Regions from separate parts of the Homo sapiens genome. Here all the other regions are linked to region 1. A link is a loop called in an ENCODE intact Hi-C map of the cell type or tissue named here. Cell type or tissue: heart left ventricle. All regions are shown on one strand.

Evidence for each region. A loop is a pair of places that touch in the nucleus more often than their neighbours do. Peaks named below come from ENCODE experiments on the same cell type or tissue, not always from the same donor. Only the 100,000 strongest peaks of a DNase experiment are listed, where the experiment ranks them.
Region 2: it touches region 1 in a loop (7-fold over the local background); 6 of 110 quality-filtered maps call a loop at or near these places.
Region 3: a loop joins it to region 1, with 3 times the contacts of the local background. A loop is called at or near these places in 3 of 110 quality-filtered maps.

The regions. Positions count from the first base shown.
Region 1 is chr14:72,417,167-72,425,166 of GRCh38, reverse strand. The region is part of intron 3 of RGS6 (regulator of G protein signaling 6); the gene reads right to left. It overlaps LOC105370559 (a long non-coding RNA gene), which reads left to right and starts at 5,956. Exons shown (of 4, transcript XR_944018.3): 1 at 5,956-6,032; 2 at 7,319-7,446. In heart left ventricle, a CTCF peak has its summit at 4,219; a DNase peak (open chromatin) is centred at 4,226.
Region 2 is chr14:72,288,355-72,296,354 of GRCh38, reverse strand. The region is part of intron 2 of RGS6 (regulator of G protein signaling 6); the gene reads right to left. Among named protein-coding and RNA genes, the nearest start is that of MIR7843, 220 kb to the left of the region's middle. In heart left ventricle, a CTCF peak has its summit at 3,764 (motif pointing right); no DNase peak of the experiment used is centred here; H3K4me3 peaks cover 702 bases.
Region 3 is chr14:71,716,777-71,724,776 of GRCh38, reverse strand. It overlaps SIPA1L1 (signal induced proliferation associated 1 like 1), which reads right to left. Exons shown (of 24, transcript NM_001386936.1): 18 at 891-1,130; 19 at 1-107. Among named protein-coding and RNA genes, the nearest start is that of RGS6, 210 kb to the left of the region's middle. In heart left ventricle, a CTCF peak has its summit at 3,619 (motif pointing left); no DNase peak of the experiment used is centred here.

The DNA of each region.
Region 1 (8,000 bases):
ACTCTGTCTCAAAAAAAAAGATTTTCCCCTTCCAATCCATCAATTCTTTCTTTTATGGTTTCTGCCTTTGGTATTATGCTCGCAATATTGCCGAGACTTTTTAAGGGATGTGCTTTCATTAGCTGTTGTTGAATTAATTTATTCATTCATTCAGCAAACACTTACTGAATGTTTCCTGCATGTCAGGCACCGTTCTCAGCACTGTTGCATCTTCTGAAGCATGGAGCCAAACTCAGGATGAAGACAACCATCACTGAAGGGTTTGTAAACTGAAATATGCAGAAACCCCAAACACATTCCACTCTATTGAAAGACCATCTGCACAGGGAAAGTTTTGGTTCTGGGCAGGGATTATAGCATTGCCCCCCCAGAACTCAGATGCCTGGATCTGATGGCATCTTACAATGAATAAAATCCATATAAACAAGATGATGTCCAGAAAATACTAATGCAAATATCCGTGAATGCAAAGGATTAAAATCACACTAAAAAGTATTAATAGTATTTTTTTCCATATCAGCCAAGGAGGAATAATCAGCAATGATATAATTTTTCATTTCATTAGGAAGTTAATACAGATATGATTTATCCTCTGGGAATCTTTTTTTACAACCCCTCTGAAACAAAGACTCCCAGCAAGGGAAGAATTATACCTCCTTTAAGAGTTTTCACCAAAAAAGGCCTGAAAGCAACAGAACGGCATCTCAGAATTACTGACCCTTGCCCGGACACGCATTAATTCCAGAACAGCTGCAATGCCCTCAGTTTGCTGACCCCTGAACTAAAAAAGCCTCTATTTATTTGTTACTCTTTACTTCTTTGAATCCTGCATTTTTCTTTTTAAGTGAAACATTTCAAGTTTCCAGAAAACTTACCCCCAAACTAAGTCCCATGCAAAAATTGCCAAGGACTCAAGCCCACAGCACTTGACACATTCTAGCAAAGACTGGAATAGGACAGAATACTTGGCCTGCCCTTGTGACTCCAGGAGAGGGCATGTGGGCTTCTCTAGGCAGAGCTCCAGGCCCTACCAGGAATAGCCCCAAGCAGGGTGGCAGCCCAAGGAGACTGTCCCACCTCCATTTACTGGAACCACCTCATGCCTGCTATGCTACCTGGATGGCTTCATCCTCTGAGGAAATGCCACCACGAGACTGGAAGCTACATGTGGAGAGGGATGGGTTTGCTTTTGCTTATCACAACCCCAGCCAGGCACTGAATGAATGACTGGATGAGAATGAAGCTTTCAACACTTCTATAATCCCTAGTGTCACAGCAGGGATCCTGACTTAACGATTTGTATGTAGTAAATGATTTGGGAATGAATATTTTGTTTTGACTTTTATTTTAGGCTCGGGGGTACATGTGCAGGTTTGTTATATGTATAAATTGCATGTCGCTGAGGTTTGATAGACAAATGATCCCGTCACTCAAGTACTGAGCAAAGGACCTGCTGGTTGTTTTTCACCCCTCGTCCCCCTCCCACCCTACCCCCTCTAGTAGTCTTCAGTGTCAGTTACTATTATCTTCGTGTCCATGAGGACCCAATGTTTAGCTCCCACTTATAAGTGAGAACACATAGTATTGAGTTTTGTGCCTCTGCTTTAATTTGCTTAGGATAATGGCCTCCAGCTCCATTCCTGTTGCTGTGAAGAATACGACTTTATCCTTTTCATGGCTGTGTAGTATTCCATGGTGTATGTGTACCACATTTTTTTTTACACAATCCATTGTTGAATGAATACATTGTTAACAATTATTTCCATCTCATCTTGTATCTTATAATTAGAGACCAGACATCAGCTTTTGAGGGGAAAAAAGCAGCCCAGGGCCATCAGCGTGAGCCTGAGGGCCAGGTAAACATGACATGGGGTGGGGGGACATATGGGTGGAAAACCACAGTCTCCATAAATGGGACAAATTTCTGTCTATTTCACGACTTTGTCTGTGGCTATGTCTGGCACCCATGTTCTCTAAAAAGATTCTTTTCCATCTCATATTCCTCACTATATTCAACACGCTGCTAGGGGATGGCCCTCTTCACAAATCCTTTTCTAAACTACCTCCCACGTGACTCAACTCTCTGACTCACCTGCCGTGTGGCCACCTGTCAGGCCCTTCTACTCTTGATAGTCTTTTTCTTCCTTTGTGGGTTAAAACAATGGAAATTTATTCTCTCCCAGTTCTGAAGGCCAGAAGTTAAAAATCAAAGTGTCGGCAGAGTTGGTTCTTTCTACAGGCTCTGCAAGCGAGTCCGCTCCATGCCCTCTCCTGGCTCTGCTGCTGAGCATCCTCGGTGCTCCTTGACTTGCAGATGGGCCCTGGATCTCCGCCTCCATCCTCACTTGGCCTTCCTCTCCCAGTTCTCTTTCTGGGCTTAATAAGCGAGTCCACTTGTGTTTGACCTCCTCTGCCCTCAGAATGGCAAATTCCCCCACATCTGTCACCACTGTGCTTGGCCCTTTGATGCTCCTCATAATGACACCCACTCTCATGGGGACACATACAAGCTGTGGGCACCCACTCCCCAATCTTGGACAAGGACGAGGGGTGAGGCTGCTCTCCTGAGTACATAGGGCTCTCCCAGTCTCTTGGGCTGGCCTGCTGAACTGGACCTGAGCTTTCCTGGAAAACAAAAAAAGCGAGACTTCTTTCTCTCGCCCACTTGACTCTGCAGCTCCAGTTTGGACTTATTTCTCTAGATTTGTTTTCCCCAAGATTGCAGATACTAACAAGAAATTACTAAGCTATCTCACTCTGTTATTATAACTTATAATAAATATACTACTTTATATTATTATATATGTTGATTGATATTATAGCATAACTCAGATGTAAAGCTCATATTGCCGTTCTAAGTATATAAGAATTTTATTTTTACATCCCATTTGTATTAGTCCATTTTCATGCTGCTGATAAAGACATACCTAAGACTGGGCAATTTACAAAAGAAAGAGGTTTAATGGACTTACAGTTCCACGTGGCTGGGGAGGCCTCACAATCATGGCAGAAGGCAAGGAGGTGCAAGTCATGTCTTACATAGATGGCAGCAGGCAAAGGGAGAGCTTGTGCAGGGGAACCTCCCCCCATTATGATACCATCATATCTCATGAGGTTTGTTCTGTATCACAAGAACAGCATGGGAAAGACCTGCCCGCATGATTCAATTACCACCCACCAGGTCCCTCCCACAACATGTGGATTTGAGTGTGAACACAGACAAGCCATATCGCCATTTAATCTGTGGAATGATTCTGTGAGGTCAGCCGGGAGCATGATTCCTGCCTTTCAGAAGAGGAAACGGGAGCCCAGTCTTTCTTGCAGCCCACAGCAAGTTACATAGCACAGTGGCCTCCAAGGGAGGAGGAATGGGGAGCTGTACACAGGGTGCAGGCGATAAGGGGTGCAACTGCCCAGGAACAATATACATATCATAAAATACCTCAGTGATGAATACTTTCTCCCCTTGGTGCTCCACTGATGCTGGGACTAGAGCCGAGCCGTGGGGTTTCTAAGCCGGTGCTGTCTCCCCTCTACCACGGCCCCTCAAGGTCAAAGCAGAGGTGATTTTAGAAGCTCCTGGAGGGGCACATCCCACATATTCAATTCACAGTCAGGAGAAACTAAATCCTCTTTTCTCAAAGGGGTGTGTTAGGTCAGCCTGGGGTGGGGAGGCAGTCCCCAAAGGCATCACGTTAGAGCTGGGAATTCTGAACTTTGGTGATACCACTTCTCTGTTCTGGGTGTAAGACATTTCAATACAGTCTTTGGCTTAGTTTAAAATGTAAATAATTACATTTCTCATAGTTTTGATGACCAGGAAGATCCTACCCCACCCTCACTCTATAATCCCTGACTCCCAGCCCGTGGCGCCACACCTCATCTCCGTATGGCTCATCACCCCATCCCGCCAGATCACTGCTCTGACTCCAGTCCCATCCCTTCCCCTCACCCCACATTTCTGGTGAAAATTATTCGAACCAATCCATGCTGCTTGCTGTCATTTTCCTGACTTCACAGGGGAAAAGAGATCCTCTCCAAGTTTTAAGACAGATTATCGGTACAAAAAAAAAAAAAATCTAGCTGCGTCCATCTTTTGGCAGAAACAGTCTGTTGGCTGAAAGCAGAAGTGATTTGGGCATGAACCGGTGTCCTTGCTCGAGGCCGGCATTCCTTTCTGCCTTATTTTCAATCACGCCTGGGGTGCAGTTCACATTATCACCACGAAGGGGCGCCGTTGCTCTGGAAAGCCACAAGGCTTCTGCAGGCAACTGCCTTCAGTTAAGAAAAACTGCCAGGTTACAGGAATGTGATATTGATTTTTGATTTCTTTTAAATTAATAATCAATGGCGTTCTGAATACTGCTTAATTTCTTATTTGTAGAGGTACAGAGCTGAAGCCTGTTAGATGTCGTTTACGGCATTTTCCAGAGGCAAATAATGAGGGCTCAGGGATACCTTGGTAGCAGCTAAATTACTAGTGAAGGTTTTTCATGAGTTTAAAAGTGTTCTTGGACCTTCAGGTAATATGAATTAAATATTAATATGTTAATTGCAAAGGTCCAAAAGATAAAAGGGAAAAAAATGAATTCACAGGAAAGAAAAGTTTTACGTTTATTAAAGGATGGGGGTGGGGGCAGGGTTAGCTGAAGGGAACAGGAATCATACTATACCAGACCTCACAAATTATGCAGCAATGATGACTGGTTATTAAAAAGTGTAATTAAGCCAGAAGTTCCAGAATTTAGGAGACTGTGGATTAGAGGCCTAGATTCCTCAAAGTATCTGCAGCAAATCCTGATTCCCAAATCTCTAGCTTCTCCCAATGTAAAGTGGGTGCTTATTCTTGCCTGCAGACAGTTAGCATCTGGCTAATATTAACTTCAAATATGTAATTTTGGAGACCCTCAAATAGAACAGGTTATAAAAACGTAACACCCTCCTGGCATTGTGAGACCCTTGTTAGCCACATGTTTATGCCAGGAGATCAGTGCAAAGAAAATTGGAGGCAAGCCTGGGGTTTGAGACTTACTTCTGCCACGAACTTGGTACACTGAGTGAGTCACATATCCAAATTCTTTCTTCTTTCATCTGTAAATTGAAGCTTTTAGCTCAGCTTCCCTCTGAGTCCATTCTGATTCTGACAAACACCTCCCTCCCCATGTTCGGCCCACATGGCGACAGCCTTCCTGGCCTTCCCATCCACTTCTCTGTCTCACACCCTTAGGGGGGCAGATTGGACCATTTTGCTCTACTTCTCTCCACCTAGAATGTCCTTCTTCCCGTTCCACTGCATTTCTATGTTTTTAAATTCCTACTTCAAGTCTCAGGGCAAACGCCACCCGCTCTGAGAAGCATTCCCTGATACCACAGAGGCAAAGAGTCTCCCCTCCTTTATGATTTTGCTGCTCTTTACCTATACTTCTCTTCAGCACCTGCCCTTTTCTCTTTTGGGTTATGATGATTTCAGGAGCCTTTTTGCAACAGCCAGGTCTCCAGGGGCATGACTGACATTGATTTATCCATCCCACAGGGTCCAGCTCAGTGGCCAGCACAAAGCAGGAACCAAGGAAATGGCTGATTAACAGTCACATGTGCACAGACACATTGTATTTTGTGCAGAGCATCTGGGCTCGACTTAAACACTGATGTTCAGCCGATAGGATTTGGTTCCTGGTATACCCGCACTGTCTCTCTCCTACAATTCAGGCCGGCAGTCTTGGACTCTGAGTCAGACTGCCTGAGTTCAAAGCCTGGCTCTGCCACTTCCCAGCTATGAGAGCTTGGACAAGTTGCTGAACTTCTCTGTGCCTCCATTGCTCACCTATGCAGTGAAGATAATGACAGTATTCTCTTCATACAGCTGCCGTGCAGATAAAATGAGCGAATACTTGTAAGACACTTGAAAAAGTACCCAGTGTAAAGCAAGCTCTCAAAAAATGCTACTAGCTTTAAATAGTATTTTTACTACTACTAATCAAAAGATAACAACCATGGGACTTCTTGCCAGTTAGCAGTATCCTTCTCTAATGGTAAGAACAAAATATCCCCTTGTGTTTATCCTGGTGCCCATTCATGTCTCTAGTTAGTTTTACTGGCATCCACTGTAGAAGGCTGGGAAACGCATCCAAGGCAGCCCGCTCCCTGGGTGGGCTCCAGCTTTGGGTCTTCACAGCAAATCTTAGTTTGGCAAAAGCCTTTAGTGCATGGAAAACAGATTAACTATCATTTCAGTCTGCCACCAGCCATTTGCTAAATTGCACAATTTGATATGGTGTGTGTCCTCCTGGACCCTCTCAGACCTGCCCAGGCGCCAGCCTTGCCTCTTATCTATATGGTGCTATGGCTGTAATTCATCTGACCACTTGTGACATGCATCCTCTCAGCAGATTTGTCTTTTTATCTGCTGCGATTCAAGGACAGAAGAAAGAAAAAGGAATGAAGAGAGGTGAGAATAAACAACAGGAGAATAAATACATTTCCAGGCACCTTCCATGCAAGGAGTTTTGAGACATTCTCTCTCTAGGTTAGAGCTCAGCAGTGGATGTGCCTCTCTATCCATCATTGGGCCTGCTCAGCCTGTATCTGGCTGTCCTATTGTTTCAGAGAAAACTCCTTTTTCTATCTTTCTGATCCTACTCTAATTTCCTTCTACCTCCTCTTAATCCTATTTCCTGGTAAAGAAGTTTATTTTGAAGCGGGCCGGGCGCGGTGGCTCATGCCTGTAATCCTAGCACTTTGGGAGGCCAAGGTAAGTGGATTGCTTGAGGTCAGGAGTTTGAGACCAGTCTGGCTAGCATGGTGAAACCCCATCTCTACTAAAAATACAAAAATTAGCCGGCTGTAGTGGCAGGTGCCTGTTATCCCAGCTACTTGGGAAGCTGAGGCAGGAGAATTGCTTGAACCCGGGAGGTGGAGGTTGCAGTGAGTTGAGATCATGCCATTGTACTCCAACCTGGGCAACAGAGTGAGATTCAGGCTCAAAAAAAAAAAAAGTTTATTTTGAAGAGAGACACTGGCAGTACAGATGATGTGTCCGCTTCATGGTCTTTTCCCATACTACCTAGATCTAGTAAAATGGGCCGTGGCTTTTGGCATGTATGTCCAGGTGGGGACAGGCAGATGGAGGAAAGGTGGGAGAATGATGGAAACAGGGAAAGCCTAACTTGTTTTTCTGCCCCCAAGTGTTCAGATCGCCCCCAAGCTATGCTATAAATCACTGTCACATTAAGCTTAAAGTACAGCCTGAGCTCTCTTGATCAAAAACTTGGGTATAAAAGGATGTGAAATTATGTGGTCCAGTTGCTTCTTGTTACAGATATGGAACCTGGGGACCAGTGGGGCAAAGAAGAATTAACAGCACCTACATAGCTCTGATTATGTCAAGCACTTCGTCTAAATGTTTGCACAGATGAACTCATTTAAGCCCCAGAACAACTCCGTGAGGTATGTACTGCTATTTTATGCATATTTTGTAGGTGAGGAAACAGAAGTGCAGGCTTGCTAAATAATGAGCCCAAGGTCATCTGGCTAATGAGTGCGGAACCCAGAGCTGGTGGCGGAGCCCATGCGGTTCTCCGAGTCACACTGCCTCCTAGCAGTGATCTGTCAATAGAGAGTGCCAGAGGGTCTACAAAGGTTTCTTGTCTCCAAATCCAGCTCCCCACTATCTGGGGGAAAAAAAAAGACGGCCCAAATCTTCAGCCTGGCTTTTTACACCTTCCCAGCATAATGCCAAACCCCCTTTCCAGCTCAGCTGCCACCTCCTCCCAAATGCACTTAATTGTCATGGCTGGCTGGCACAGTGAAGGAGTGATGTGTGAATGAATAAATGAAGGACTGAACCCTCCTAGGCTGACTTGGTGGGGGGGCAGTCATCTCCCTATTTGCAGTCATTCAGTTGACAGAGAATATTTGACAATGACCTCACCAACATTTCAATCAATCTTTCTCATTTTTTCATAGCTGAGTGCTTTTCACACAGCTCAGCTGGCAGGGAG
Region 2 (8,000 bases), 130 kb after region 1:
GCATTTATCCTAGAGAAATGAGAATATATGTCCACAAAAAGCCTTGAACAAGGCTTTTCATGGCAGCTTTTAGACATTCCAAGTGTCCATAAACAGGAGAATGGATAAACTGGCATATTCATTCACACAATGGAACACTACTCAGGCATAAAAAGGAAAAAGGTATGGCCATATGCTGCAACATGGATAAATCTCAAAAATATTATGCTAAGTGAAACAAAGTAGACACAAAAGAGTACATATGGTATGATTCCATTTATACAAAGTCCTAGAATAGAACCAAGTGTGGTGATAGACATCACATCTGTGATTGCTTCTGGGTGGGAAAGATTTATTGGGAAGGGGAATAAGAGAACTTTCCCGCATGATGGAAATGTTGTTGATTTTGGTAGAGCTGTGGGTTACGTAAGTATAGTCAACACAGATCAAACTGTGTACTTAAAAGCTATGTATTTCACTGTATGTAAATGTACCTCAAAACAAACAAATAACTGAAACAAACTTCTATCCAGATCTTTAAATGCACAGCTGATGTGCTATTTCATTCACATGGTAACAAACGCTAATAGCAGTTTCCTTTGTGTAGTTATTTTTATTTACTCTCTTCCCACTGGCTGCTTAAATCCAATAGAATGTCAAATATTAATATTATATTAAGCCTTACAATTCTATATTACCCTATATAAAAACATCCTAAATATATATAAGCAACCAAAGACTTTCAGGTAGGGGAACTGAAAAGGAAAGGGTGTTTTATACCAACAAAACCTGGTAAAAAATGTTGTCACCTAAGATTATTTTATTTCATTTTGCCTCCGTTGTTTCATATCTCCCCTCTCTCTCTCCCTCCTATGCAGTGATGAGATCAGTGGCTCCAAACTGGGTCCTGGGGGAGTCTCAGCAGCTCTCTCTGGGCCAGCCGGATCTGGGGAGGGGGTTACTGAGGGCACTCCTTGTCTTTCCTCTCCAGCTGCACCAGAGCACTCTCCCTTTTTCACAGTTGCGTATACTGGAGTTCTAGATAAGATTTTATTTGAACAAAGGGTTCTTTTTTTTTTTTTTTTGAGACGGAGTCTCGCTCTGTCGCCCAGGCTGGAGTGCAGTGGCGGGATCTCGGCTCACTGCAAGCTCCGCCTCCCGGGTTCACGCCATTCTCCTGCCTCAGCCTCCCAAGTAGCTGGGACTACAGGCGCCCGCCACTACGCCCGGCTAATTTTTTGTATTTTTAGTAGAGACGGGGTTTCACCGTTTTAGCCGGGATGGTCTCGATCTCCTGACCTCGTGATCCGCCCGCCTCGGCCTCCCAAAGTGCTGGGATTACAGGCGTGAGCCACCGCGCCCGGCCTGAACAAAGGGTTCTGATGTTAAAATGCATGCAAAAGCATACCAAGTTTCCTCCTAATTTTATTATTCTACCATTCTAAGATGGAGAGTGGTGGCTGCTATGGTTTGGATATGTGTCCCCACCCAAATCTCATTTTAGTTGTAATCCCCCATGTTGGAGATAGGGCCTGGTAAGAGGTGATTGGATCATAGTGGTGGATCCTTCGTGAACGGTTTAGCACCACCCCTTTGGTGCTGTTCTCATGATAGAGTTCTCACGAGATCTGGTTCTTTAACAGTGTGTGATAGCTCCCCTCTCTCCCTCCCTCCTGCCCTGGCCATGTGAAGTGCTGCTCCTCCTTTCACCTTCAGCCACCATTCTAAGTTTTCCCAAGGCCTCCCCAGAAGCCAAGCAGATGCCACCATGCTTCCTGCACAGCCTCCAGCAACATGAGCCCAATTAAACCTCGTTTCTTTATAAATTACCCAGCATTAGGTATTTCTTTACAGCAATGTGAGAATGGACTCATACAGTGGCCTAAATCACATTTTTGGACAGAACAAACTTCATAAAGGGACTATGGCTTTGGTAATAATATCCAACAAGCCCCCTAACCAATAAACTCACCTTCTTTGGGGTTCCTCTTACCTGGGGCACTTTCCCAGTCTACATCTCTGTTGGAATTGCTCCCACCACCTACTCCCAGTCTGTAGATGTGGGCTAAGGCAGCCATGTTTGAACCATGTGGCTTTAGTCATTTCAATAACAGCCATTGGGATCAAAGGTAACCCTTATCCTAATACAGGAAAATCAGGTCCCTCTTCCTCCCACTTATGCAAACCATGTTAAGTACCCTAATCCATTAGGAAATGTGCTTATTCTGGTTGGAGACAGCCTGTGAACAAATGGTACCTCTGTCTGAATTACAAAAAGGACCTCTTGTGGTGGAAGGCGTGGAGAAGCAGAGCATGGGTTGTATTTCAGGTCCCACTTGCCCCCTTGGCTAGGCACTGTCACACAGGACACAGCCCGCATATCCATCAGCAGTACCCCTGCAATAGCTTAGCCCAGGGATTGGCAAACGAGGGTCTGTGGGCCAAATTCAGCCTGTCCCGTTTCCACAAGTAAGTTTACTAGAACAGAGCCATGCCCATTTGTTTACTATTATTTGTGGCTACTTTGGTGCTATAAGAGCAGAGTTGAATAGTTGCTACAGAGACTATACGGTTTGCAAAGCCTAAAATATTTATTAACTGGCCTTGGCTTAGCCCATGTCTGATATTCATTTTCTTCAGGTCCATACTCCAAAATAATGAAATGAGTCTACTGCTGAGTACAGAATATAGCACCAACTATTGGAGCTGAAAGGGTGCTACTGACTACTTGGTCGGCATTTGCTTTTAAATAAAATGCAATGCTGGATCCTATGGATTCTAAGAATATATGGATCCTATGGATTCTAAGAATATATGGAATTTTGTTTCTATTTAAGAGAAATGGATGGGGAGGAAGGAAGGAGGAGAGAGGAAGTGGGAAAGCGGAAAGGGGAGGGGGGAAGAGAGGGAGAGGGAGAGAGAAAACAAACACTAGCCCATCCGAAGAACTTTTCAAAACCTCACCCCATCACAATTTGAAGAACATCCTGCACCTCGAATTGTTCTACATTTTTTGCAAACAGACCTCATCTGTTGCTTTACTATTTTTCTGTGCTGTCTCAGCAATCTTCAACATGCAGAGGGACTATGAATAATAACTGGAGATGAAACACAATTATCTTGAACTTGTTACATGATAATGGCAAAGAATGAACCAAAATAGACAGATGGGAGGTTCTGACGGGAATACCCAGTAAGAACACCCCCTTGGATATAACTGGACGCAGATTTTTTGTTTAGAGTTTCTTTAAGAGGGGTCAAAGAAACTAACTAGCACAGAGTGATGTTTTGGCTTTTTTTGGTTTCTGTTTTGGCAGAGGAGCGGTTAGAAAGGGATGAAATTCTTAGATATGCAGAATAATCACAATACAAATATATCCAGGGAAAAGTCAGTAGCCTTCAGGGATGAGAAAGAGCCTCACATGTGAGATCAAGAGCTGTTGGAAAAGTGATGCGTTCAGAAAATGTAACATTGTTCTTAATCCATCAGCCCATGTCAAGGTCCCTGTGTCATCCATGCCAGGACAGCTCTGGGCCAGTTCAGGAGGTGGTGAGATTTCAATTCCTCATGCACCTTTACAAAGAAATCTCTCAAGAGGGCAAGAGGCCCTCCTTCCAGGGGATGCACTGGTCCACTTTTTATGCTCTTAAGAAACTATACATCAGTAACATCTTGCTTATGTGAAGAAAACTTTGGGTTCAGTTCATCTTGCAGAAAGAATTACTCAAGGAGAACAAGAGCAGGTCAGGCCTGCAGAACCCTGCAGTTTTGAAAATACCCAGTAGAGGGCATTGTTAAAACAGTCTGACGGGAAAATAGAAGTTTAACAGACTAGAGAAAAGAAAGGGTTGTTTTGTCATCAGGACCAACTCATTTCCCTCTAGTCTGCAGATATGAGTAATTCTAAGTCTATGGGATTTCTCAGCCGTTTTTAATTCCATCGTTCACTTGCCTTGGTTCGACCTGAATTTCTCCTGTCCAGCCAGAGTCTCCTCTGTCCTTGGCAGTGAGAGAAGCGACTGTCACTTCTGGCTGTGTGTGATCAGCGAAATGGAGCGTTGTGATACACCAGATACAGGTTCCAGCCACTGTGCCAGAAGAGAGGGGAGGAGAACAAACGACAGCTGGAGTTGACCATACAGGGGTGTCAAGTCTACGCTTGTGACTCAAACATGTAGCTTATTAAATAAAATGTTTGATGCCCTGGGAAAACCAGTACACTGGGGAAGGCAGGCTCTGCGGCTGTCAGTGTGAGAATTCTCCACCCGGGGCCTCTTCTGCTTAGGACAGTCTGGATCACACGGCTCCCTACCGTGTTACTGTGTTCATGTCTCTTAGGCTTGGCTTCCTCTGGAGTGTGCTGTGTGACGCCAGATTTTTAAACACGTATTGGCATGCACATATCTATCTGGACGTTTGTGTCCCACTATTTCAGGGTTAATAATGGGATGCACTTTGAGGCCTTATTTTGAAAAGGGACCAGCTCTAAAGGAGAAAAAGCATCTGTTCTTTCTTTTAGTAACTTTCTATTGCGCTCAGTACTTTGCCCAGTACACAAGTACGCTCGGTAACTATACTGACGTGCTCGGCCCTTTCTTTTTTTAAAAATTTGCTATTGTGATGTGATGAGGACCCTAAAAGAAAACCTTTCTTTGAGCATGATTTTAGCCAGGCTTGTCCTTTCCATCTTTAGAAATGCTACTCTGCTCTATCTTTCTAGGTATATCTTTCTAGCCCATCAGAAAGTCTGGCTTGCTGTTCTCAATTCAACAAACACTTTTCAACACTGGCTTTGTTCAAAGAACTTGATTAGGTACTGTGAGGTTACAGAGATGAATAAGACAGAGATCAAGCCCTTGAAGAGTTTAAATTCAGCAGGGAGTAAAGCCATATGGACTAGTGTAATAAAGAACAGAACAAAATATGTGCAGCAATGCTGTAGAGGACAAGCACTTCAGGAGTGTTAGGAAAAGAATAATGTAGTCTTCCTGGAGAGTGAAGGAGGTGGATTTGAACCCAGCCATGAAGAACTAATAGAATTTCCTTAGGTGGGAAAAGAAAAAGGACAGTCTGGTTGAAATGATGGCATGGGGATGCTGGGTATTTGAGGGACATATAACTATGGAGAGTGGCTTGCCTATGAAGCTCACGGAAGCAGATGGGGATGGAGACGGACGCAGAGAGGTCACCAAGGAGCTTGAATGCCATCTAAGGGCTTGAAGTTAATAGCCTAGGGAATGACGAGTTGAAACATCGGAGCCTGAGAGATCAAGCAGAAGGATCTAGGTATAGCCTGGCCCCAGGGATGTGGAGAGTGTGAACTGGAGCACAGGCAGGGAAAAGAGTGTAGAGTTGAGAGGCATGGTGATCATCTGGCGGGAGCAGAAGCCAGAGGGATACTCACTCCACCTGTTCTTCCAGAGCTTTGCCTCTTGAGAGTCTGGATCCCTAGATTCTGCATAGTGAGTGAAAGAACCTGCATTTCAAAGAACTCAGATTCAAACCTTGTTGCCCTTGGCACAGAGTTGACAGCTACAAACAATTCAACCCAGCCATGAAGGGTGTTGCTGGTGAGAGTAGCAGCTTTTAATTAATCCGTGTGAGGCTCTGCTAACATAGGTGCAAATTGAGCACTTCCTTTAAGAATCCCTAATGAGGACCAGTTTCTAATTAAGCGCATTTTCTTCCACTATATGCCTAGTTTCTTCCTTGCTTCTGCAGCAATAGAAGCCACACTGACTTATCAGCAACAGATGATTCTTGAAATCAATCCCCAAAAGTGTCAACTAGAAGAAGGGGGTCCCATGAAGCCAAGAACTTCTTAAAGTCCGAGACTCAATAAAGGGGTTTACTCACCAAGGACCCATTTCGAGGGACTTCCAAAATACCTTAAATGGAAGCTGTGGAGAGGAAGGAAGCTGAGGAAGGAAGAGGGCTGGCAGAAGGTCAGAAGAAAAACTGCCATCTGCTAGGTGTGAAGCTATCGAAAACATGCCGGGAAGTCTTTTGAGAGGAGGGAGGGCAGAATGCAAAGTGCCTGAAAAACCTGTGACCTAGCAAAGGTGGACCAGGGAGGTGATATGAAAATGGGAAGGATGTCAACCTCTTGAGAATGAGCCCAAACACTGAATAGGGTTTATGCAGCATACTGGGTGTAACGCTTGAACTCGGAGATCAGTCCAGTCCTAAGGGCCTTTATGTGCTGCAGAATTCTTTGCGATAAAATCTCGATTTCTTTATTTTATGAGAGATTGATCGTCCTAGGATTTCTCTATTCTGTTTTTCTTATTTATGATTCACCATGCCAAAATGAACTTTTCATTCTCTTTTGAATGGAAAGTTCTATCTGTCTTGATAGTGAAGAATAAACACATTTTAAATGCCAATTTTCTTCATGCTTAATTTTTTCTAATCCAATCTGAGAAGTGACAGGGAAAACAACAGTTCTGACAAGGAGAGACCAATAACTTTCAGCAAATCCATTAATTAGGGTCATGTTTACACTTCTTGACATTGACTAAACATCTGCCTAGATTTTCTTAGTTTATAAAGTCATAACCACCTGTCCACATGAGATAATGTACTCTATTTAAGTTTTGTAAGTATGTGAGAACTGTGGGCTTCTATCTTCTGTGGGAAGAGAGATTTAGCTCTATAAAGAATGCTGGATGTAGAGTCAGAAGACCTGGGCTGAATTTCACCTTTGACATTTGATAGCAGAGAGGTATCGGGCAGGTAACCTGTGTTTCAGCATTTGAAAAAGGTAGTAGTAACTACCTCCCAGCGTGAACATGAGGTTCTATGATAATAGGCATTGAGTAATTCAACAATAATGTCCTGAGGAACTTTTGCTAAGAGCAGGGGTGGGGAATGCCACTTAGCTGTGTTGCTCAGGAAGCAGCGTGGCTTTCGTGATTCTGTGAAATGGGCAATTCATGGACACAGATTGGGTTCCAAGCAATAAGGGGCTCATCCTGACAATAAGCTTTCAATACCACAGGAAAACGGGGAGGGGGAGAGAGAGTGAGAGAGAGAGAGAGAGAGAAAGAAAGAAAATAAGAATGAATGAATGAATGCTAACTTTGTAGGGAGAACATGGGAGACAAAGAAAATAGAGAGGGAGAGCATGCAGGTTAGGAGATACGGCCTCAGCTACCACTTTTCAGTAAGTAACCAGACAGTAAAGGAAATACAAAGATGAGGATCTACCGTGGACTATTTCCTGAGCTGCTGATTAAGGGTTAATACCATTTCATAGGTAGGGAAAGTTCAAAGACTGTTATCAGAAACTATATCATCCTTTCTAGTTTATTGTAGACATGTTGTATATGCATTGTTAGTAATTCTCATTTCTAAATTTGGGTTTCGTGGCTCTGCAGAGCCCTTTGCCATCTTCTATGCCATTTCAAGGACTCCCCTTGGTACTGGCATTTATAAACATCCAGGCCAAGTGAACCTTACCTAAGTCTTAGAATCAAGGTTCAGGTACTCAGAGTGAGCAGGAAAACTGTTGCCCTTTAAAAAATCTACATAAGATGTTTCTGACAGGGTGAGAAATTCATGACAAGATCATGCCAACGCACCTCCTTCAAGGGGACAGCTCTCTGGAGGACAATCTTCCTCATGCTTCTTAGACCTCTGAGCCTTCTAATGTGCCCGGCCTTCTTTCCCCTAAGCCTCACTCCTCAATTCATTCTCTAAATCTCATTGGCCCTCAATGTTCACTGTCACCCACCATTCCATACTAGGCTTGCCCCTACTGGTCAACATACATCTAGTTTCCCCAGAATGTGACTTTGACCTCCCTCCAGCCTGTGCTATCATCTTTCCTCTTTAACCTGGCAAACTCTGACAGACTACTTAGCTTATTCTTCTTCCATCCCAGTCAAACCAATGCAGCCTTCTTCCCTGCTACCTGTGGGGGTAGCCCCCTAGCCAAACTGTCCTAGTATTGAGGGCTGCACCTGGTCAAATGTAAAGTTTCCAGCACTGGATCCCTTCCATTCAGTAGTATTATGGA
Region 3 (8,000 bases), 700 kb after region 1:
CTTCTTCAATGGTGGACTTGGAGGTTGGCTTAGGAGATGCCCGGAGGTCTCTGGTTGAGGCACGCAGCCTGGTGTGGGCTATTTCATTGCCATCGCTCTGATGACGCCTGGACAAAAAAGGGAAGAGATGATAGATACCAACTCAACAAGGCTGGCTCAAGGGCATGATGGGCTCTAAAGGATGTAAGTCAATATAAGTCAATAGAGAAATATTATGTGGAGAAACAGATAATTACTTCTGTTTATATGCGAATCTACTCATATAAACGCTTACTGAAGAAACAAAACCAATTTGAAACACAAAATAAAATCTGATGAATAAGTCACTCTTTTAAATAAAGCTATTAGTTTTACTAAGCCAAAATTAGCAACAGATTTACTAAACGACCACAGGGTATACATCCAAAATGCAACCTTTGCACAAACGAAAACAAAATAATTGAATGAATCATTTAATTTTTTGATGTACTACCTTGTCAAAAAGTCCTTTATTTTCAGGGGTACTCACTCACTTTGTAATATTCCCTCTGGTGCCTACTGGCCTAGTTAAGAATTACACAGGAAGGCTGTGATTAATATAATCAAAGGGACTAGTATGGTCTTAGCACCAGAGGGGCAATTATTCTGAAGTGTATCCTTCAAACACACTCTTTTCAAGATCTAAGATTCTCAAATCCTAACATTTTGCAATAAATCTTATTTAAGGAATGAGGCAGAGAAATAATTTAAGAAAATATTACTTAGGAAAAAAAATCATAATCCCACCAACAGACCAACTCCTGCCAACCCCCTAGCCCGGCCTCTTTTGTTGTAAGAGATCACGCCAAGCTTTTCTATTCTCTGTCCTGTTAAAAGCAAGCCACCAGCAAGGGAAGGAAAGTAACTCTTACTTTCTCGTGTCCATAAATCCCACGGAGTTTATGGTTCCTTCGGGTTTTTTCCATCCAATCAGGTACTTGCTAGTAGCGCCCTGGCGAGGGTAAAAACTCCTAGGACCAGAGGAGGAGGAGGAAGAGGAGGAGAAGGATGGTGCGAGCTGTGAGGGGGCAGCTGGATGAAGCTCTTCTTTAGGTGAACTCCGGGCACTGGTGAAAACCACTGGGCTGGCAGAGTGTCGGGAGCTCATGGTACTGAGGAGAAGCAGGGCAAAGACATGTGTATCTCAGGATCATTATGTCAGCTATAAAAGTGCTGTCCGGGGTACGGGTGATGGCTGGGTTGAACAACAGTGAATTTTTCATGAACTATTAACAGCGATGCCTGGCTGGCCTTCCTGGCTTTCTCATCATAATTTAAATGTCTGCTCTCAAAGTGACAGATGACCACTAGGGCTTAGTCTGCACTTTAAAAAGTAAAAATACTTAAGACTGTCAGGGACACTTTCAACTTTTTTCACTTTTTTCACATTGGCACCACTGACGTTTGTCACGGAAGTCTGGCAGTGGCAAGAGACAGAAGAAAGAGAAGTAAAAGGTCTACCGTCTCCATGCCTCTGTCTTGCTTTCCTCACAACTAGGGATTGTGGTGATGCTCTCTGGGACCAAGCTGAGGAGGGGAGAGGAGACTCAAGCAGGGCTATGGCTCTTCAGACTCACATCCAAGGCCAAGGGGCACAGTGAGTGCTCCTTCCCCATGGCAGCTGGCATTCCTATTGGCTCTGGAAGCTGCTGGTCGATGTATTTCAAACATCGGTTAAAGATTACAAAACTAGGGCAACATTGGTTAAAGATTACAAAACTAGGGCTGGGCGGGGTGGCTTACGCCTGTAATCCCAGCACTTTGGGAGGCTGAGGCTGGTGGATCATCTGAGGTCATGAGTTCGAAACCAGCCTGACCAACATGGCGAAACCCTGTCTCTACTAAAAATACAAGAATTAGCTGGGCATGGTGGTGTGTGCCTGTAATCCCAACTACTTGGGAGGCTGAGGCAAGAGAATCGCTTGAACCCGGGAGGCAGAAGTTGTGGTGAGCCAAGATCACGCCACTGCACTCCAGCCTAGGTGACAGAGTGAGACTCCATCTCAAAAATAAAAAAGATTATACAACTAAAGTCTGCATGACTAAAGAGTCCAAAACTCTGGGGTTTCAAGAGTTCCAGAGCAGAAAAAGGCAAGATTTTCAAAATAAGGGATGAGAGTTTTAGTTGACTAAAACTCATGTTAAAAGTGGAAGGCCTTTAACTGTAGGATTTTCATACTTCCTGCCCAGTGGTCTCACAGGACCACACTATTTGAGCCTTTCTGAGTTCTCCAGCATGGGGTGAGACCAAAGATGGCTGACTCTTGCTACAACAGACTTTCAGTTATTTTTACTTGAGGTTTAATTAACAGTATGTGGTCCCAAAGCGTTCCTCGATGGCACTTTCATTTGTCAAAAATGAATCGTCCTGACCTAAATAAAGTACAGACTCTAGTTAATAATACTGTATCAATATTGACTTGGGGAGGAAGATAACTGAATAGAACCCTCTAACAACTGTGCCTCCACAGGAACACCAAATTGAACAACTATCCACACAAAAAAGCACCTTCATAAGAATCCAAAATCAGGTGAGTGATCACAATACCTGCTTGTCACATCATATCAAGGGGAAAGAACCACTGAAGAGGGTGGGAAAGATGGTCCTGCATCGCCTATGCTCCCTCCCCCACCCCTGGCACAGCAGCTTGGAGAGAGAATCTGTGCACGTCAGAGAGGGAGAGGGTGTGGGACTTTGCATTGGAACTCACTGCTGGCCTGTTACAGCAGAGCACAACACTGAGCAGAATTCTGCTGGCACCCACGGACAGAGCATTTAGACCAGCTCTGGGCCAGAGGGGAATTCTCAGCCAGAGTGGGAGGAAGCTGAGTCCCAGCTGGTTCTGCCACCAGCTGACCAAGGTGGCCTGGGGCCCTGAATACATATGAGTGGCAGTCAGGCCACAGGGACTGCAGTCCTTGAACAAGCCCCAGAGCTGCACTGGTTTAAGAAGAAGTGGACTTGGGGTGCACATGACCCCATGTGACACCAGCCATGGTGGCCAAGGGAATGCCTACACCACCAGTCCTCCAACTCCAGGCAGGGAAGTTTGGGGAGAGGCTCCTTCCACTTAGGGAAAGGAAAGGAAAGACTACAGAGGGCTTTGTCTTACAACCTGAGTAGCAGCTCATCCACAGGAAAATAAAGCAGGTGGAATCCTGAAGCCCTCGATTCCAGAACTTTGCTCCTGAGTGGCGTTCCAGACCCACCCAGGGCCAGAAGAGAGTCTGCTGCCCTGAAGCGAAAAGCCCAGACCCAGCAGGATTCACCACCTGCTGACTAACCAGCCCCTGGGCCTTGAGTAATCATTGGTGGTAGCCAGACAGCAGTCACCACGGGCCTTGGGTGGGACCCCGTACCGTGCTATCTTCAGGTCTGACCCTGTGCAGTGCCAGCTGTGGTGGCCATGGGAGTGCTTGAATCACCTTCCCCAACTCTAGGCAACCCAGCACAGAGAGAGACTCCTGAGAGGGAAGAGAGAGAGAGAGACATTGCCTAGCAACCCAGAGAATTCTCCCTTATCCTGTCCAAGCCCATCAAAGCAGTGCTTCTTGGAGTTGGTGAGTCAAAGCGTTCCTGGACTTAGGGTGCCCCCTAGTGCTGATACATCTACAGTGACCACAAACTAAGATCACAACAGTCCCATTTGAATACACGGAAAGCCTTTTCCAGAAGGACGGGTACAAACAAGCCCAGGCTGCCAAGATTGGAATAAATACCTAACTCTTCAATGCTCAGACACTGATGAATGTACACAGGCATCAAGAACATCCAGGAAGACATAACCTCATCAAATGAACCAAATAAGGCATCAGTGACCAATCCCAGAGTGACACAGAATTCAGACAGAGAATTCAAAATACCTGTCCTCGAGCAAGTTCAATAAACTTCAAGATATCACATAGAAGGAATTCTGAATTCTATCAAAAATTTAACAAAGAGATCAAAGAGATTGAAATAGTAATTTAAAAATCAAGCAGAATTTCTGGAGTTGAAAAATTCAATTGACAAAGTGAAAAATGTATCAGTTTCTCAACAGCGGAATTGATCAAGCAGAAGGAAGAACTAGTGAGCTCAAGACAGGCTACATGAAAATACACAGTCACAGTAGAAAAAAGAAAAAAGAATAAGAATGAAACATGCCTACAAGAGCTAGAAAATAGCCTCAAAAGGGTAAATTTGTTTTTCTTTTTTTTTTAGACAGTCTCCACCCAGGTTGGAGTGCAGTGGCACTATCTTGGCTCACTGCAACCTCTGCTCCCAGGTTTTCTACTTCAGCCTCCTAAGTAGCTGTGATTACAGGCACCCGCCACCATGCCCAGCTAATTTTTGTATTTTTAGTAGAGACAGAATTTCACGATGTTGGCCAGGATGGTCTCAAACTCCTGACCTCAAGTGATCTGCCAGCCTTGGCCTCCCAAAGTGCTAGGATTACAGGCATGAGCCACCATGCCTGTCCTGTCAAAAGGGTAAATCTAAGAATTATTGGCCCTAAAGAGGATGTAGCGAGAGAAGGAGATCGGGGCACAAAGTTTATTCAAAAGAATAATGAACATTTCCAAACCTGGAGAAAGATATAAATATCCAGGTACAAGAAGGTCACAGAACTCCAAAAAGATCCCACCCAAATAAGACTACTTCAAGGCATATATTAATCAAACTCTCAAAGGTCAAGGATAAAGAAAGGATATCTGAAAGTAGCAAGAAAAAAGAAGCAAATAAAATAAAAGGGAGCTCCAATACATCTGGCAGCAAACTTCCTGGTGGAAACCTTACAGGCCCACAGAGTGGGGGATAACATATTTACAGTGCTGAAGGAATATTGATTCTCAAGCTATAATAAATGTACTACACTAATGTAAGATGATGCCAACACGGGAAACTTGGTGAGGGGTGTATGGGAACTCTATCTTTGCAACTTTTCGGTAAATTTGAAGCTATTTTGATATTAAAAAGTCCCACAATAGGCCAGGTGCAGTGTCTCATGTCTGTAATCCCAGCACTTTGGGGGCCAAGGCAGGCAGATCACCTGAGGTCAGGAATTTGAGACCAGCCTGGCCAACATGATGAAACCCTGTCTCTACTAAAAACACAAAAATAGCTGGGTGTGGTGGTGCACACCTGTAGTCCCAGCTACTTGGGAGGCTAAGCCCAGAGAACTGTTTGAACCTGGGAGGTGGAAGTTGCAGTGAGCCTAGGTCAATAAACACTGGTGCTCAACATCATCGGTTACTAGGAAAATGTAAATTAAAACCACAATGAAGGACCATTACACACCTACCAGAATGGTTACATTAAAAGACTTATAATATCAAGTGCTGGCAAGGATGCGAAGCACTAGAGCTCTCATACACTGCTGGTGGGAGTGCTACTTGTTATGACCACTTCGGAAAACTAGTTCAGAGACCCTACTAAGTTGAACATATGTATATTCTTGACATGGATATTGCATTCCCAGAAACTCAAAAGAAACATATATGTATGTGTACAAAAGGACATGTACAGGAATTCTTAATATTGGCTGGGTGCAGTGGCTCACACCTGTAATGCCAGCATTTTGGGAGGCTGAGACGGGCAGATTACTTGAGCTCAGGAGTTTGAGACCAGCCTGGGCAATATGGCGAACCCTGTTTCCATAAAAAATAAAAAAAATTAGCCAGGTGTGGTGGCATGTGCCTGTAGACCCAGCTACTTGGGGGGCTGAGGTGGGAGGATTGCTTGAGCTCAGGAAGTTGAGGCTGCAGTGAGCCAAGTTCACACCACTATACTCCAGCCTGGGTGACAAAATGAGACTCTATCTCAAAAAAATAAAAAGAAGAGGAAAAAAAAAAGCAAAGATTCTGAATATCCAAAATTGGAAACAATCCAAATGTTCATCAACAGTATAGTGGACAAATGAGCTGCTATATTCTCACACTGTAACTATAACATAGCCATGGAGAAAAGCTAATGTTACCTGCAACACATGGATAAATCTTAGCAACATAATGTTGACTTAAAGACACAGGGCACAAATTAATGCAGATAGTATGATTCTATTTATATTATATAAAGTCCCAAAACAGACAAAATAAGGCTATTATTTTCTTAATTTTTGTTTTTGCTTTTGAGACAGGGTCTTGCTCCATTGCTCAGGCTAGAGTGCAGTGGTGCAATCATAGCTCACTATAGCCTCAGCCTCCTGGGCTTAAGCGATCCTTCCACCTTAGCCCCCCAAGTAGCCAGGACTACAAGTGCTCACTGCCACACCTGGCTTTCACATGTATTCTTAAAAGGATAACTGGTTAAATAAGATCAACCCCGATCCTTGGTTTTATCTATGAACACAATGGGCTGACACTAGCTCCCAGGTGTGAAATGCCAGTGCACTTCTTTTCACTAGTGGTTCTAATTGAGACAGCCCCATTTAATTGATTAGATTTAGGCACAAAGGTTATGAGAGAAACAAATGAACAATTCACTGGTATGGCTTTCTTCTTTAATGCACACAACTCACAGCATGAAGCTGTGCACTTCAGTACACAGGGCCTCTAATTCAGTGGGCCTGTGAGCGTCACCTGGGAGCTCTTCTAAAGCATACTTTCTTGTGTCCCAATCCTAGATATTTAATTTAGTAAAGGAGGAATGATGCCTGGAAGATTAGGTAAAATGTCCTCCAAGTGTTCACACCAACTGAGGCCTACTGCTCACTCTCATCCAGTTGAATTACACACATTGTTATGACGGTCAAAATCCAGTTCCATATTGTCTAGGTGAAGAAGGTGAAGTCGCGGCAGCAGTGTTTCTCAAGCCACAGAACATGGCCACCTGTAGGTACTGATGTAACTGGGGAATCCTGGGCTTGTGTTAGATCTTCCAGAGCCCCAGAAATCTGTATTTTAACACACTTCCAAAGTATTCTCATGTTTTTTTGGGTTGAAGAAATACTGCATTAGCCCCTCAACTCCTCCCACTCTAAAATGAGTCTGTCTCTGGGCACAGCTGTGGGTGGGCTCCTTGCAGCTGACCAACCCACTGGCCTGAGACTGCGTCAAGGGATGTGCACCCATACACTTCACCTAAGAATCTCTGAAGTAGATTAAATTACAATACAACTACCATGAAGCTATCAGCTTCATAATTTTTAAGGGGAGCTGTGTGGCTGGGCTCTTTCATTATCCTGGAAATTTCATGTTAATTTAATAGGCTGCAATTTCATTTTACTCACAGAGAGTTAAATCTTGTCATAGGAATTACGTAAGAAGGGAATGAACCAATAATATCTAACAAAAGGAAAAGAGCATTAGATGTAACAGGAAATAATAACTGCAATATGTTACTTTTCTCAATGTATAAGAAGTGAGTTTAACTGAGTATGGCCAAATTGGAATCACTAGAAATTTACTCAAGTTGTCTCTAAATTCTACATGAAGAAACTACTAACTTTAATTTTTCTATAAGCTATAGGGCATTTCTCCTTTCCTAAAAAGGAACAACCTTAGATTCTGTCTGGTCATGTCAGGATATTAATTTTGAAAAGGAAGAGAGGATACACAAGTACATGATACCCCATATAAAAGAGGTCGGGCGCAGTGGCTCACACCTGTAATCCCAGCACTTTGGGAGGCCGAGGTGGGTGGATCATGAGGTCAGGAAATTGAGACCATCCTGGCCAACAAGGTAAAACCCCGTCTCTACTAAAATACAAGAAATTAGCCGGGCGTGAAGGCATGCACCTGTAGTCCCAGCTACTCGGGAGGCTGAGGCAAGGGAATCACTTGAACCTGGGCGGCAGAGGTTGCAGTGAGCCAAGATCGTGCTACTGCACTCCAGCCTGGCAAGAGAGCCAGACTGTTTCAAAAAGAAGAGAGGTAGTGAGGTCACCGAGGATCTGGGACAGCCTGAATCTGTCCAAACTTCTCATCTTGACCTGATGCTCAAATGAAACCATGGATCACGTGTACAGCAACCTGGTGATTTTACATTCCCAGCTGTGGCGAAG